Linked DNA regions of Homo sapiens: region 2 is linked to region 1. A link is an interaction called in ENCODE POLR2A ChIA-PET data of the cell type or tissue named here. Cell type or tissue: OCI-LY7. All regions are shown on one strand. Each heading gives the region's core, and the rest is flanking DNA. Links, peaks and the distances in the headings are about the cores only.

Region 1 (8,108 bases), core at 3,257-5,756:
TGGAATACTATGCAGCCATAAACAATGATGAGTTCATGTCCTTTCTAGGGACATGGATGAAGCCGGAAACCATCATTCTCAGCAAACCATCGCAAGGACAAAAAACCAAACGTCGCATGTTCTCACTCATAGGTGGGAATTGAACAATGAGAACACTTGGACACAGGAAGGGGAACATCACACACTGGGGCCTGTTTTGGGGTGGGGGGAGGGGGGAGGGATAGCATTAGGAGATATACCTAATGTAAATGACGAGTTAATGGGTGCAGCACACCAACATGGCACATGTATACATATGTAACAAACCTGCACGCTGTGCACATGTACCCTAGAACTTAAAGTATAATAATAAAAAAAAAAATGTAAAATCACATTTGAAGAAAAGTTAGGAAGTATGCAGGATGTGAATTTACCCACTTCAGCTTGGGTAAAGTTTGAGGGTCATTGCATGAAGACCCTATAAACAGATAACATAACAATACTTGAATTTGCAAAAGACTTCCTGGGCAAAATTTTAGTGGCCTCATGTTGTAATGTCTGAAATTGAGAAGGCTGTTTATATTAGCTACTAAAACCACTGCCTCTGTTACTAATGAAACTACTTCATATACCTGGATACACTCACCTGCCTTTTATATTAGGCTGGCACACAGTTATGTAGCAGTGACTGCTCAGTAACAATTAGGTAATTGCACTTTTTCTGACATTCTGTGTATACATTGTCAGAGCATCCTTTTACAGATTGACTCTATAGTGTTGAACCCCAGGAATTAAGTGAATGCACTCAGGTTATTCTTAAGATTGAATATATTAATATATGCACAAGTACACTTATAGTAATCCAGATTTATATACCACAAATTGGAGAGTGATTAAATATTCTTAACTTAGAAAAAAGCTTACCCAAGACTCACTCTTAGTTATCAACCTCCTCTACTGGCTTTGACATGATTCAGTTTGCTTTATTATGACATTTTCTGATTACAGGAGTTCTGTGACCTGAACGGTACACTTGTAAACCTGTATTCTCTGTTCCTAGTAACATATAGTTCAGGACTGGAAAAGAGCTATAGAAATTCCATAAGTACTTAACCAACCACCTCACCTTTCTATGAGTTTCACAACAGGATGTTTTTATTTTTTACCTTCGTTTCCCCAACACTCTCTGGTAATGAAACAACTGAGAAATAAAACCACCCAGGGAGGCGGGGAAAATCCAACACACTGGTTTCATCTAGAGTTGTTGTCCTGTATAAAGAAACCAAAAACACTTAAGAGTCTCTTTTTCAAGTAAAAGCGTAAAACTGATGTGAATTCAGTCTCAGTTTTAAGATCAGAAGGACTCTATAGCCTGAGTTGCAGGGTTGGCTGCTCTCATTATCTGAAGTTTCAAGAGGCCCTGAAGTAGAAATGAGGAAATTTTAAAGTGTCATTTTAGAAAAATCCCTGCCTCTTTAAGGGCCGATTATAAACGAACATAGGCAATGTCTGGATTTTTTAAAAAGTTTTATTGAAATGTAGTAAGTTCTAAAATAAGGCAGAGAGGTCATATATTTAATGCTGAAAGGGGAAAGTGATGCTCAAAGTCACACAAAGGCTGCAGGATTTGCTGACTCAACACCTTTGGGGCTAGAAAGAAATGAGGAGTGAGCTGGATGCAGTGGCTCACGCCTATAATCTCAGCACTTTGGGAGGCCAAGGCCAGCAGATTACTTGAGCTCATGAGTTCAACACCAGCCTGGGCAACATGGTGAAATCCCGTCTCTACAAAAAATACAAAAATTAGCTGGGTGTGGTGGTGTGTGCCTGCAGTCCCAGCTATTTGGGATGCTGAAGTGGGAGGATGGCTTAAGCCCAGGTGGCAGAAGTTGCAGTGAGCTGAGATCACACCACTGCACTCCAGCCTGGGCAACAGAGCAAGACCCTGTCTTAACAACAAAAAACGCTGGGTGCAGTGGCTCACACCTGTAATCCCAGCACTTTGGGAGGCTGAGGCAGGTAGATCACTTGAGGTCAAGAGTTTGAGACCAGCCTGGCCAACATGGTGAAACCCCATCTCCACTAAAAATGTGGTGCCTGTAATCCCAGCTATTCAGGAGGCTGAAGGAGGAGAATCGATTAAACCGGGGAGGTAGAGGTTACAGTGAACTGAGATCACGTCAATGCATTCCCACCTTGGCGACAGGGCAAGACTCTTCTCAAAAAAATAACAACAAACAACAACAACAACAACAACAAATTTAAGGAAACAAATTCCTGGTTAGGAAGGTGGGTGAAAAAAAAAATCTATACATGTAGGCAAGCAGTTTGTGATATGTGGACTAATATTCCAAATCTCACTCTAGTACTAATCTCATGCTACTTGGTATAAATAGGTATTTTAAAGTGAAACATTTAGCATTCCCTAGGAGATTCAACAATACAAATATTGGCCACTCCTAGAAATAGACTTTGGACCTAGAAACAGTGTTTGGTATGTTAATGGGAATAGTGGGAAGAAAATACATTGGCGGACTATACAAATATTAGAAAGAAGATAAATATCTTCACTATCTTATGTCAGGACTTACAAGCTAAATGTTAGAAGTTTCCTCTTTTTTTGCCTAAAACTTGAATGCCAGAATGAGCTGAGTTACAATGCAGCACGGAAAACTGATCACTGGTTAAAGTGTGGTTTCTGGATCTTGTTACTGGATATTAAAGCTCTTTGGCAATGCCTTCATATCTGTTTAATGACTAGAAAACAATTCAAGAAAAGTGACGACAAAGACAATAATTACAAAATAGGCTGATAACCAGAGTTAATTATGATTGCCAAACAGAAGAAATGTTTTTTTAAGAAATGATGTGTTAATATGATGTGTTAATATCAGTAGATACAAAGGATATAATCTGGTTGACTAAAATCAAACTGAAATTTCACTGACATAGTAAAGTATCACTTTACAAGATAGTCAATTTGACCAGTTCATTGTGAAAAAGAGCATTGTTCTCTTTTCTTTCTCACTTGTGATCCAGACAAAACAAATATCTGATATATCAAAACAATATTTAAAAAAAAAATACAAAAGTTCTATCAGTTTCATATAACCTTAAAACTCTACCCAAACTGAGATGCTCAGGTTTACATAAATATATATACATATATATCTTTTAAATCCCAGAGTCCAAGACACAAGCCCATAGGGGTGTGTGGCCATCAGAGGCCAATCGTTTAACTCTGGGAGTGTATGACTGTTATGAGGTGGGTGGGTCTCTGACCTACATTTATAGCTGTCAGTTTTGAACACCCTTCCCATGAGGAAATCTTTGCCTTTTGTTCAAAACGTCTGAACAAAACTCACCTCTGAACTAACAGAGACGTTAACGGGACACCTGGCACAAAAAGGGCTTAGAAAAACATGTTCTTATAGAGTCTCTCAGGCTGTCAGTCATCTAGACACAAGTGAGTCAGCGTCCATGGTGTTCAGAAGATAGAGTTCAGGCTGAGCTGTCAATCCCAGATGGCACTAAGGAAAAAAAGATGGAAGAGGGTTAGACTGATTTTCACGTATTTATTGAAATCAGCTTTTAAGTACCTATAATTAGCACATCAATTTAGGCCTTTTTTTCTGTACTGCTATATTGATTTTTATTTCAGAAAAGAAATGGCTTACAGATACATACATGAATGGCTTCTGATATGCAAAATAACAGGTAGGAGCTGAAATAGTTAAGGACTGAGATGGTACCAAATGTCCTTAGCAAAATTAGCACTCTGACTATTCTTGTGACACACTCTGCCTAAGGATGGGTGCTTCAAATCAGGATAAGAACAAACAAGCAGAATGCTTTTGTATTTTACTACTGTGTGAATTAGAAATCAAATTCCCAATGGTTTCAATCCTGAGCCCTATTATCCTTTGGCACTGGAGCAGAGAAAAGCCTTTCATTTAAAAAACAAAAACATGAAATGGCATGTACCAAGAGGGAGAAAGATGACCTGTGGGTCCCAAATGTTTGTCAGCCTGCATCAGAATCACCGAAGCTGCTTTTAAAACACAATTCCCAGCTGGGTGCGGTGGCTCACGCCTGTAAACCCAGCACTTTGGGAGGCCAAGGTGGGCGGATCATGAGGTCAGGAGATCGAGACCATCCTGGCCAACATGATGAAACTCCGTCTCTACTAAAAATACAAAAAAAATTAGCTGGGTGTGGTGGCACACACCTGTAATCCCAGCTAATCGGGAGGCTGAGGCAGGAGAATCACTTGAACCCAGGAGGCAGAGATTGCAGTGAGCCGAGATTGCACCACTGCACTCCAGCCTGGCGACAGAGTCAGACTCCGTCTCAAAAAACAAAACAGCAAACAAACAAAAAACAATTCCGACTGGGCACGGTGTCTCATGCCTGTAATCCCAGCACTGTGGGAGGCCGAGGCGCATGGATCACCTCAGGTCAGAAGTTCAAGACCAGCCTGACCAACATGGCGAAACCCCTCGACTAAAAATACAAAAATTAGCGGGGCATGGTGGCGCATGCCTGTAATCCCAGCTACTCACGAGGCTGAGGCAGGAGAAACACTTGAATCCAGGAGGCAGAGGCTGCAGTGAGCTGAGATCATGCCACTGCACTCCGGCCTGGGCAACACAGCGAGACTCCGTCAAAAAAAAAAAAAAAAAAACCCACAATTCCAGACTCCACTCCTAAAGAACTGAGTCTAGATGGTTTGTGTTGGGACCTGTGAAGTTGTTATTTTTTTTGTAGAGACAAGGCCTCACTATGTCACTCACGCTGGAGTGCCAATGACACAATCTTGGCTCACTGCCACCTCTACCTCCTGGGCTTCAGCCATCCTCCCATCTCAGCCTCCCAAGTAGCTAGGACTATAGGCGTGTGCCACCACACTCAGCTAATTTTTTTGTAGACAGGGTTTTGCCATGTTTCCTAGGCTGGCTATGAAGTTATTTCTTTTTACTTTTTCTCTTCTCGAATACACCTTGAGACAAGTTTGAGTCTCATTTTAGCCCTATTATTATTACGCAGAGCTTTTATTGTTATCCTTTGGCACCAACAGCCTCTAAGTTAATGCAGAATGCAGACTATAAATTTATTGGTAGCAACTATCCCTATTTTAGTGTAATATAAAGGCACTGGAGTTGGGTTCAAGCCCTTAACTCTGCCACTTTCTATGGCCTTCAGCATGTCACATATACTTTTGGAGCCTTATTCTACTCATTTGTAAAATGTGAATAAATGCTACATTTGAAAATGCCAAGTACAGCCAGGCACAGTGGCTCACACCTGTAATCCCAGCACTTTGAGAGGCCGAGGCAGGCAGATCACTTGAGGTCAGGAGTTCGAGAGCAGCCTGACCAACATGGTAAAACCCTGGCTTTACTGAAAATACAAAAATTAGCCAGGTGCAGTGGCTCACGTTTGTAATCCCAGCACTTAGGGAGGCTGAGGTGGGTGGATCATGAGGTCAGGGGTTTGAGACCAGCCTGGCCAACATGGTGAATCCCCATCTCTAAAAATACAAAAATTAGCTGGCCTTAGTGGTGTGTGCCTGTAGTCCCAGTTACTTGGGAGGCAGAGGCAGGAGAATTGCTTGAACCTGGGAAGGGAAGGTTGCAGTGAGCTGAGATCGCACCACTGCACTCCAGCCTGGGCAACAGAGTGAGACTCCATCTTAAAAAAAAAAAATTATCCAGGCATGGTGGTGGGCACCTGTAATCCCAGCTACTCGGGAGGCTGAGGCAGGAGAATTGCTTGAACCTGGGAGGCAGAGGTGGCAGTGAGCCGAGATCATAGCACTGCACTCCAGCCTGGGTGACAAAGCTCGACTCCATCTCAGAAAAAAAAAAAAAGAAAATGCCAAGTACACCAATATACTATCTCATGTGAGTCTTCGACACATATATTTAACACATTACAAACTGCAGTGTATAACCTCACAGGCTTGCAGTGATGACTGTGTGAAGACAGATTAGACCAAATGATGCCCAGGATAAAACTATTTCCAACTAGTGGGCTAGGAAAACACTGTATTACACTGGCTTTAGGACATGGAAACAGCTCTTCAGACATCAGCTTGCTTAATTTAGGCTTAAGTAAATAACAGCAATTAAATATATTGACAATTCATTGAAGCCTTTCCCAAGTGAGCAATGGTGGTAGACTTCTTCAATACGTAGTAAGCAAGGGTTGCAGTATTGGTCCTGTGATGCCCACAGAGTGTCACTTAGATGACTTAGTTGATAGACCACTTTCATTGGAGATGTTTGTTATATTGTTCTGAGACATTGAGAAATGAGACTAAATGGCCTGGAAATAGGCTAAAATACTTCCGGGGGCAGAGAGCTAATGCAAATGAGTGAACTTATTAACTAGTAACTCTTGGCTATTGCTGGGATAGGACCATAGAGGGCCCTGTCCATTCTCTACACTTGCCAAAAGCATTCAAACTTACTTTTAAAAATTCTGCACAGGGACCAAAATCTACCAGTTGGCAACTTCTGCCTAATGCATATTCTAGCACTAATCAGAGTATGAAACAAATGCTTCAGTGTGTTATGTTCCTTGTGCTGCTAAACAACAAAGCTTGGTGACAACCCAACATGAAGGGTATACTATATATTACACAGGATAGTTTGGGAATGAAAACATGGGTTCTGGAGTTAAGCTATGCGAGTTCAAATGCCAACTGCACATTTCATTAGTAATGTAAATGTGGGCAAGTTACTTTTGGCCTTCCAGTTGACTCATCTACATAGAGGCTGATCCTCTTGTTGTTACAAGGATTAAATGAGATAATACAACTGTTCAGGCCAGGCCTTAGAACACAGTACTGAGTTAGCCATTTTTAAATTCATAAGCTAAGGGACTTAGAGAAGCTGACAGATTTAGATTCATTGGTCCTACCAATGAAGGAGCAGAAGGTATTCCAGAGGGCAGAGCTAAAGGAAATGTTTCAAAACAGGATCCTCACATTGTTTTGAATCCTATTTTAGTTCTGAAATTAAATCCAAAGTAAAGAGAGAGCACTAAATGAGGAAGGACAACATGGAGAACAAAATTCTTCCTAGATGAATTCCACTGTGTTACTCACAGGGAAGCCTTGCAACAGAGAAAGGGAAAATGAAGTTCTGGTGACACTCCTGGGACAAATCAAGTGCTGACTCAAGTTTTCCTGTCATGTGCCTAGTAAAGTTCACTGTGCCTGAGCTCTGCCTTTGTTTTTAATAAATGGTGTCAATATTTCCATTTATATCAGGTCTGCCAAAATGCTCCTTGGTCTTTAAGCTAAATGAGTTTGGTTTCTCTTCAAATACTAATTTTTCATTGGCAGCACATATAGAATGTAAAAGTGAAACAGTGAAATAAGCTACAGGTAGAAAATAGTCAGCTTAGAGAAAAGCAGAATAAAATTTTTTTCCCAAGTTTCAACATGGTAATGATGTGACCTTTAGCTATGGTAAAACTATTTGACTAAGTGGGTAAATGGAAATTAATATCCTGGTATCTGCAATTAATCCAAGCTTTCTGAGGACTAAATCCATTTATTTCTCTATCCTTTCTAAGGAGAAAATCCTAACAGTGTGGACTTAGTGTGCCATTCCAGGTGGTAGTTGCTGTTTCAGTATTTTTTGTATCAAAGTTGTTGTAACCCTATTAATAAATTATTTCAAGGTTAAAAAAATACCCAGGAAACCAAATTGGAAAAAGAAATTTTTTTTTAATTAGAAACCAAGTTTACATACGGTTAAATGGTTACTAAAAGCTCAGTTGTAACCACTCCTAACACCACTAGCAGAACCTCAAGGGAGCCAAGAGCTCTTCCCTTTTCCCCTGTTAATTTCCAGTATAATGTAGCAGCACAATTATTTCATGTCACATTTAAGAAGAACAAGAACCAATTTATATAAAGTACAATTGTATATCCTTAAACATTCCACATAAACACACTGTCAAAACTCACTGGATATGCTGGAATTGGAGGACTTAAATTTCTACATATTATTTATTGCACCCAGAGTACTGGTTAAAATGCACTTTCTGTGAAGATCAAATGCAATAACGTATGAGGGTATTTTTAACACTGTGAAGTACACACATAATATTATAAA
Region 2 (8,108 bases), core at 2,585-5,084, 210 kb after region 1:
CTGGAGTGCAGTGGCTTGATCTCGGTTCACTGTAGCCTCTGCCTCCCAGGCTCAAGCGATTCTCATGCCTCAGCCACCCAAGTAGTTGGGATTACAGTCTTGTGCCCCCACGCCTGGCCAGTTTTTGTATTTTTAGTAGAGACAGGGTTTTGCCACGTTGGCCAGGCTGGTCTCAAACTCCTGACCTCAGGTGAGCCACCCGCCTCGGCCTCCCAAAGTGCTGGGATTACAGGCATGAGCCACTGCTCCCGGCTGCTCTCACCAGTTTGGATTAGGTAGCCCAGACGTCATCAATACCAGCTGAGTGTCAGGGGAGAGGGACCTGAGAGACAGATGTCATGAACCCTGCTCCTAGGAAGTAGACAAGCCAAGAGAGACCCTCATGACAGGTGTGCTCTCAGCTCTAAGCTCAGGTGACAGTCCTGGGGAATAATACAAAGTCTTGCTTACCATATAGTCACCCTTTTGTAAAGTATAAGTCAAACTAATTATTAAAGTTCTGGCTTCCTATCCTGAAGAGTATACCTTTATAGTGACCTGGGAGGCCAGGTTTGGATTTAGAACTCCTTGAAGTCCCATGCTAGAATGTGCCCCAGTCCTGGCCCTCAGCCCGTTGGCTGCCTTCTCTTCCCTCTCCCCATCTTGCACTGCAAAGAGCCTGACGTACATGTGTAGACACCGTAGTCTACATATCCAAGCTCTGTCACCCTACTGTCTGACAAACAGCTGCCCTTTGGCCACGGCAGGGCTGAATGTTTGTGTTTCCCAAAAATTCCTATAATGAAACTGAATCCCCAATGTGATAGTACAGTTGTCCTTCCATATCTGTCGGGGATTGGTTTCAGGATGCCTGAGGATACCAAAATCCACAGGTGCTCAAGCCTCTCATATAAAATGGTGTACTCCAGCCTGGGCAACATAGTGAGACCCCATCTCTAAAAACAAAAATAAAAAAATTAGCCAGGTGTGGTGGCACATGCCTGTAGACCCAGCCACTTGGGAGGCTGAGGTGGGAGGATCACTTGAGCCAGGGAAATCTAGTGAGCTGTGATCACGCCACTGCACTCCAGCCTGGGCCAACAAGTGAGACTCTGTCTCTAGAAACAAAACAAAACCCACCAAAAACAGTGTAGTATTTCCACATAACCTCCTGTGCACATCCTCTTGCATAAAATTATCACTGGGTTACTTATAATACCTACTAATATAATGTAAATGCTATGTAAATAGTTGTTATACGATATTGACATTTTTTGTTTGTTTTGTTTTTTACTGTTGTATTAGGGGGGTTGGGTTGTTTGTTTGTTTGGAGGCAGAGTCTTGCTCTGTTACCCAGGCTGGAGTGCAGTGGTACGATCTCGGCTCACTGCAACCTCCATCTCCTGGGTTCAAGCAATTCTTGTGCCTCAGCCTCCCAAATAGCTGGGATTACAGGCATGTACCACCACACCTGTTTAATTTTTGGATTTTTAGTAGAGACGGGGTTTTACCATGTTGCCCAAGCTGGTTGCGAACTCCTGAGCTCAGGCAATCCGCCTGCCTTGGCCTCCCAAAGTGCTGGGATTACAGGCAATAGCCACCACACCCGGCCTGTTGTTGTTTTTGAATATTGTATTTTCCATCTGAGGTTGTATCTGAGGACACAGACCCCAGGGATATGGAGGGCTGACTAGATTAAGGTGGGGCCTTTTGGGGTGTGATTAGTCAAGTAAGATTAATGGGATTAGCTCCCTTATAAAAGAGGCCAAGGGAGCTTGCTTGCCCTTCCACCATGTGAGGTTACAGTGAAAAGATACCTGTTTATGAGGAAGAGGGCTCTTATCAGACATCGACCTTGATCTTGACCTTGATCTTGGACTTTCCAGTCTCCAAAACTGTGAGCAATAAATTTCTCTTGTCTGTAAGGCACTGAGTCTAAGGTACTTTGTTGTAGCAACCAGAGCAGACTAAGGCAGCCACCTCTTAGACCTACAAGTGTGCACACCAACGGCACAGCTCCTGGAACCCAGAGAGGAGGGGTCCAGGAAGTGGGCTTGGCAGAGAATTCTGGGGCTCTAGGTATAAGAAGGGTGTTCTAAAAGGAGACCCTGTGCCCTTCTGTCTCTAGAACTGAATCCCCAATGTGATGGGAGGGTCGTGGTGGCAGGAGGGCCCAAGCAGGGACTTCTGAAATGGGAATCCAGAGTACTGACCCCTGCTTTCTTGCAATGGGATTTTCCAGGCTGCAAGCTGACAGCAAAGACTGTCACTTCCCTGTCCTCTGACACTGTTTCACTAATATTTCTACCCTGAAGAGTGAACAGGAAACAAGCAGACCAGTACAAAAGAAAAAATACTGTTTATTCCACACAACTACATCAAGCGCTTCTTCCCCATTCTCCTCTCCCCTTGCTGCCCCTCCAGCCCTCAGGAAGCTTTGTCTGTGTTGGGAACAGTGAGAACCTCAGTGCCAGAGCCTGGTCCAAGAGGCAGGAAGGAAATCTGGGCATGGGAAGGTAATTGGATTTCCAAGAACACAAAAATGTCAGAGTCTCGCATTCCAAACTCGTGTGTTCCTTAGTCCATTTGGCTGAGTTCTTTCCCTGGACTTCACCTGGATAAAATGCCGTGGTAATGCAGGGTCAAAGGCCCTAGCTGATCCACCAGGAAAGTTTTGGTCTTTCTTCCATTTAAAACAAAACAAACAAAACTCCACACAGTTAAACCATTTCTGTCCATTCTCCTCTCTTTCCATAGTAAAGACGACACTAAGCTCTGGTGTAAGTCCAGAAGATGTTTTCAAAACAAAATGTATACCAACTCCTTCAGAGCCTGATGCTAACAAAAAATAAAATAAACCTACCTCCTAGGTGAGAGGTTCAGGCCCCAGCTGCTTCCTGGGGGGTCTTACACTGTGGGAGGAAGGGCAGAGGTCACAGGCCAGCGAGCTGTGCTTTGGGTAAACCTCAGGGACACCCTGCACCCCCATGCCTGGGGAACTCAGCCTGCAAACCTCCCACCCCTGGTATTGTTCCTCTGAATGACCAATCCATCATTCCAGCAGAGGAGAAATGGTTTAGTTTTAGCTCAGCTTTGGGAAGACAAATTTAAATGAGGGAGGGGCTGAGAAAGCATGGCCAGGCCTAATTTAGACCAGTGGTTCATGATTGTTTTCCCATCATGACACAGGACAGATGGTGTTCCCCTGCACGTCCACCACCACAGACACACCCTGGATTATGTGCTATTCCCAGGGTGCCAGCTGTGACCCATTTGTCTCTCTCAAAAAAGAAAGCATACCTGAATGCAAGCGTCTGAGCATGAAAACCTGCATCGCCATAAGTTTTTGTTTGTTTGAGACCGAGTCTTGCTCTGTCACCCAGGCTGGAGTGAAGTAGTGTGATCTCAGCTCATTGCAACCTCCAGGGTTCAAGCAATTCTCCTGCCTCCACCTCCCAAGTAGCTGGGATTACAGATGTGCACTACCACACCTGGCTAATTTTTGTATTTTTAGTAGAGACGGGGTTTCACCATGTTGGTCAGGCTGGTCTCGAACTCCAGACCTCAAATGATCCGCCCACCTCGGCCTTCCAAAGTGTTGGAATTACAGGCATAAGCCAATGTGCCTGGCCTAATTTACTGAAGTGTCAGTCACTGAATCCTTTACAAGCTCTGGAACTTAACTATTCTCACTGAAAACTTGTTTGCAACACCCCTCCCAAATGAGTCTGTCATCTCATTGAGGCAGGTCGATAACCCTGAACTAGAGTGTGGAGACTCTCTGTTGGAGACACGCTCTCCTGAAAAGCTGGGTCAGGCAAGCTGCCCACCTGCTTCCTCACCTCTGCTACACTCTGGCAGGCATGGTTTGTCCAAATGCAGCAGAGCGTGTATGTGTGTGTGTGTGCGCGCGTCTGTGCGCGCTGCACGTGCGTGTGCTAATTCAGCACACAACTGTCCTCCTCTTACTGGCCAGGCTACCAAGAGGGTGGCCACGCTGGCACTGCAGGGCCTGGGAGGCACCAACAGTAAGTGGGAAAGGAAACAGGACACCAGAGGAAGCTAGGCTAGGAGGTGGCTCTGCACCAGTGACTGACAGAGGTGGTGATGTGTCCCCAGCTGACGGTCCTTCCCTCAGGGTGGATCATGGGAGGTCCACTGGAGGCAGCTGTTAGAGACCAGCCTCTGTAAGGATAAGAGTACTGAAGACAGGGGTGGTTGACCCCCGTGACTTGGGGCCCTTTAGGGATAATCTACACCGCAAGCCTGTGGTCATCTAGGCAAATCTCAGTTCTCTCCTGACTTCCTGGAGTTACATACTGAATTTTAGGGGCTTTCCAGCCACAGTGAGGCTGGAAACTCACTTAACAGCTTGGATGAGAGCTAACCCCCAAGGTACCATAGCTACCCCGTCTAGAAGCAAAACTCAATCTGATCTGGGGGTGTCCTTGGCTCAGAGGACACTGTGGGGATTGCTTACACACAGACATGGTCTGAGACTCGACAAAATGAGATTTCTCCTCCCGTATCCAAGGCTTAAAGTTACAAAGAAAATTAGAGTTAAGTCAACTTCCACAAGAGACCTTCCTGGGCTCCATCATTTATTTCAGGATGTTGTCCTTTCCCCCAGGGCCTTGCTGTCTGGTTTATTGTTTAATTTGCTCCTTTTGAGAAGGCCCCAGTATTGGGTTGGGAATGGGTGTGGGGACAAGAGAAAGAAAGAGAAAGTCAGCATTCCTTTCCTTATTTTTCTCCAGAGTTGCCCGTTTGCTTGCATATCCAGTCTGCAAGTTCTCTTAACCCACGTTTTTTTGTGGGAGGGATGGCCATTGACAGAGATTAAATTAAAATATGAAAGAACAGCCTTATTTTCTAAATTCCCAACCTTCTGCAGACCCAGGAGAACTCCAGAACAGGTAGAGTTCACTGTTGCTTCCTTCCAACATGGATTAAGAAAAGGTTCTGTTTTAGTGCAATTTTCCCCGCAAAGGAACCAGGAAGAGGTGGAAGAGGAGATCCCATGTTCCAGCCCCAGGGGTTTGGGAACCTTCTGACCTTGAGGTCAAGGCAGACATGGAGTCTGACCTTCTGAGCAGCACATCACACTTTTTTGAATTTTATCTCCCAGGTCCTTTCGGTGCACCTGCAGGCAAAGTGTGGGGGGCGGAAGGGCAGTGTGAGGCTGTGTTTCCACTGGATGAGTTGTCATACCTGCCACACTAACACAGAGGAGCAAAGGAGAAGACAAGGTGGAAAGAGAATGCCATCAAAAGCAAGAGCTAATGGCCAGTGGTCCTTAGGAGCTGCTTTAGCCCTGCCCCAAAGACAGGGAGTTTCTGGTTCCCCACCAGAATTCACCCTTCAGAAACCATGCTAGCAAGGTGCTTCTCTAAGTGACGTCACAAATCCTCTTCTTCGGAGTGACCAGCCCAGAGCCTGGAGCTCTCGTGTGGCCCCCTCTGGCCTCCCCATGATGTGAGATGTGTGGGAGAAAAGAGGGACATTGATGCACATGCACACGGTGGAGTCTGATGACCTGGGGTGAGCACAGCTGCACGTGGCAAAATGACAGGTGCTGTCATGGCAGTGGCTGCAGCCGGATGCCACGGGAAATGGACAAAGTGCTAGAACACAGGGCCAGGGGCTGAGCCCTAAGGGATCTGAAAGACGTTCAGCTTGCTGGTGTTCTTGAGCGTCTGGCGCCGATTGCAGAACCAGACCCGCACTACCTCACGGTCGTAGTTGAGCTCCTTAGCAATTTCAGTGATCTCCTGGCCTGTGGGCAGTGGGTTCTTCTCAAAATAGGCATTGAGAGCCTCTATGGCCTGGGGGGTGAAGGAGGTGCGGCGTTTGCGTTTCTTGGAGGGCTCGCCTCCCACAAACTCCATCAGGTTCTGCTGGCCTTCCTGGTTCCGCAGTTCAGCTTCGTTTAGCCACTTTTCCAGCACCGGCTTTAGCTTCTGGGCACTCTTGGGTGTGATGTCTAGCTTCTCGAACCTGTGGGCAACCCATACCCAGGAAGAGGCAGTGAGAGCATGTTGGTCTCTTTGGCACACCCCGCACCTAGGTGCAGGCTCCATCCTCAAGGGGCCGCTCCTCTAGGGGCTGGTGAGACTGTACCCAGTGCTCCCCTCACCACCTCCACCAAGACCCCTCTAGTTTGGCCAAGCCCAGACTCCTCAGACCCTCTGATGTGCCCGGTCCTAACAGGGAAACCATTCCCACGGCCTCGGCTCAGTCAGTAGTGGAATAATAATAGTGCAACTGCCTTACAAACAACCATTCTAGAACGTTCCCCTAAATGAATGAAGTCCTTTTGAGGAGTCACCTTGGGAGGCCTCCAGTCACACTCCCATAGCAGCATCACTAACAAGTCAGGCTGCTCTTTCTGGCTGAGCTGGATGTGGTGACAGGATTCTCCACAGGATGCTGGAGGCACTCTAAAGGTCACTCTAGCCTGACCTATGGAGCTGGCAGGCAGATGAAACCTTTTGGCCATCCCTGAGCCATGCGCTTATTCTTGTTTGAAACTCTATCCCTCCTGGCACCAAAACTAGTTTGTAGGCTGCTTACAGAAAACTCAGCTATGTTACTTTACAGTCATTCCTTGTTAGAGGGGAGATGGGAGCATGATGAGGTATGGTGGGTTACAGTTAAGGGCCAACATAGAATGGAAGTTCCCACTTTGGTGACTAATTTTATAAGCTGTACTCCTTTCCTGCTAGAATTCCTCAGTGGATTAGGGTCTTGGGTTCCCCAAAGAAGACCCATATTAATGCCCAGGATTGGAGGATAATCTTCAGAGGACCTCAGAAGGACAGGGTCAGCCTTTGACTGCCCCAGGTGTTCATATCTACCCTTAAGATGGTCTTCCTTATCTGGAAAAAGGCTGGAGCAAGGGGGCATATGGAAAAGGGGCCGGTGCTCAGGTTCCCATGAGTGCCCGGTGGCACCAGGCAGCTGAGCAGGCCCTAATCCTGTCTAGGGCAGCCTTACTCACCGGCAGATGGCTGACTGGCTGTAGGCTGGACCTTCCGTTGCAGTCAGAGCCTGACCCACCTGGGTCTGTGTAAGGCCCAGCGAGAGCCGCCGGATCTTAAAGTTCTTGGCAAACTCCCGGATCTCTTCTAAGTTGATCCCATCCTCATCCAGACTTGGAGTATGTGGCTCTAGGCCAGAGGGAGGGAGCAGGGATGAGTGTGTAACATGGGAACCATCCCTGCTTATCTGGCTCATTGGTCTGAACTGACGCAGTAGTGAGAGGTGAGGACACCTGGGAAAAGGCTCACGCACCTTCAAGACTCTTATCACCTTTGTCCCCAAGACAAGCAAGAGTTGAAGGGGCCTAAACTAACCTCTCCAGGGGTAAGGAGCTATTTTCAAGTTCTTCCAGCTCTAACTGCTCACCCTCCCCCATTCTCCCTAGGCCTGGCCCCAAACACACTTGTTGGTCACCCACATTCCTCAAATACTGGGTGAGAGACCATAGCGGAGACAGCCCATGGCTCGGCCTCTCCAAAAAGCAGCCAGCCAGCCAGCTTGACAGCCTCCACTGTCATCGTGCCCAAACTCCACCTCAACAGGAATGGGAATAAAAAAGCCAGCCCCTCATATTGGGCCTCTGCCCTTCCCCTCTGGACCCCAGGATATCAAGGAAAGCAGCATCTGAAGAGATTGGGTGCCCACATAAATGCCTCCCCACTTCTCCACACTACTTCTCCAGGAGCCACTTACTGGACACCAACTGGCTGACGGTGGGGGTCTCTGAGCAGGTAATTGGGATAGGAGCAGAGGCAGATGGCTTGGCGGCTGGAGCTGGGCTGGCAATGACCACAGCAGGCTGGGGCACGGTTGGTGTGGGCTGGATGGGCTGCACCTGTGAAAGGACAGACAACAAGCCTTTGCTGCCCTCTGCCAGGCTCAGGGAGTTAAAATCCCTGGGTGGACCAGAGGCAGGGCAAAAACAGACATGAAATCCTCACGCATGCAGGACATTCCCGCCTGGGCTCTATCATAAAACAAGACTAGGCAGGGCATGGTGGCTGATGCCTGTAATCCCAACACTTTGGGAAGCCAAGGCGGGAGGATCACTTGAGGTTGGGAGTTTGATATCAGCCTGGGCAATGTGG

What was found. Peaks named below come from ENCODE experiments on the same cell type or tissue, not always from the same donor. Only the 100,000 strongest peaks of a DNase experiment are listed, where the experiment ranks them.
Region 2: POLR2A ChIA-PET joins it to region 1 with 11 read pairs; 2 of 35 experiments call an interaction of 5 or more read pairs at or near these places.

What each region holds. Positions count from the first base shown.
Region 1 is chr12:50,978,295-50,986,402 of GRCh38, forward strand. It overlaps SLC11A2 (solute carrier family 11 member 2), which reads right to left. Exons shown (of 16, transcript NM_000617.3): 16 at 7,698-8,108. Among named protein-coding and RNA genes, the nearest start is that of HIGD1C, 30 kb to the left of the region's middle. RefSeq lists a silencer at 3,399-3,599. In OCI-LY7, for the core only: no CTCF peak of the experiment used is centred there; no DNase peak of the experiment used is centred there.
Region 2 is chr12:51,184,617-51,192,724 of GRCh38, forward strand. POU6F1 (POU class 6 homeobox 1) reads right to left here. Exons shown (of 11, transcript NM_001330422.2): 9 at 7,714-7,855; 10 at 6,980-7,148; 11 at 2,320-5,976. The coding sequence ends at 5,631. Among named protein-coding and RNA genes, the nearest start is that of TFCP2, 16 kb to the left of the region's middle. RefSeq lists a silencer at 3,710-3,849 and an enhancer at 4,220-4,429. In OCI-LY7, for the core only: no CTCF peak of the experiment used is centred there; DNase peaks (open chromatin) are centred at 2,895, 3,825 and 4,175; H3K4me3 peaks cover 2,014 bases; H3K27ac peaks cover 2,500 bases.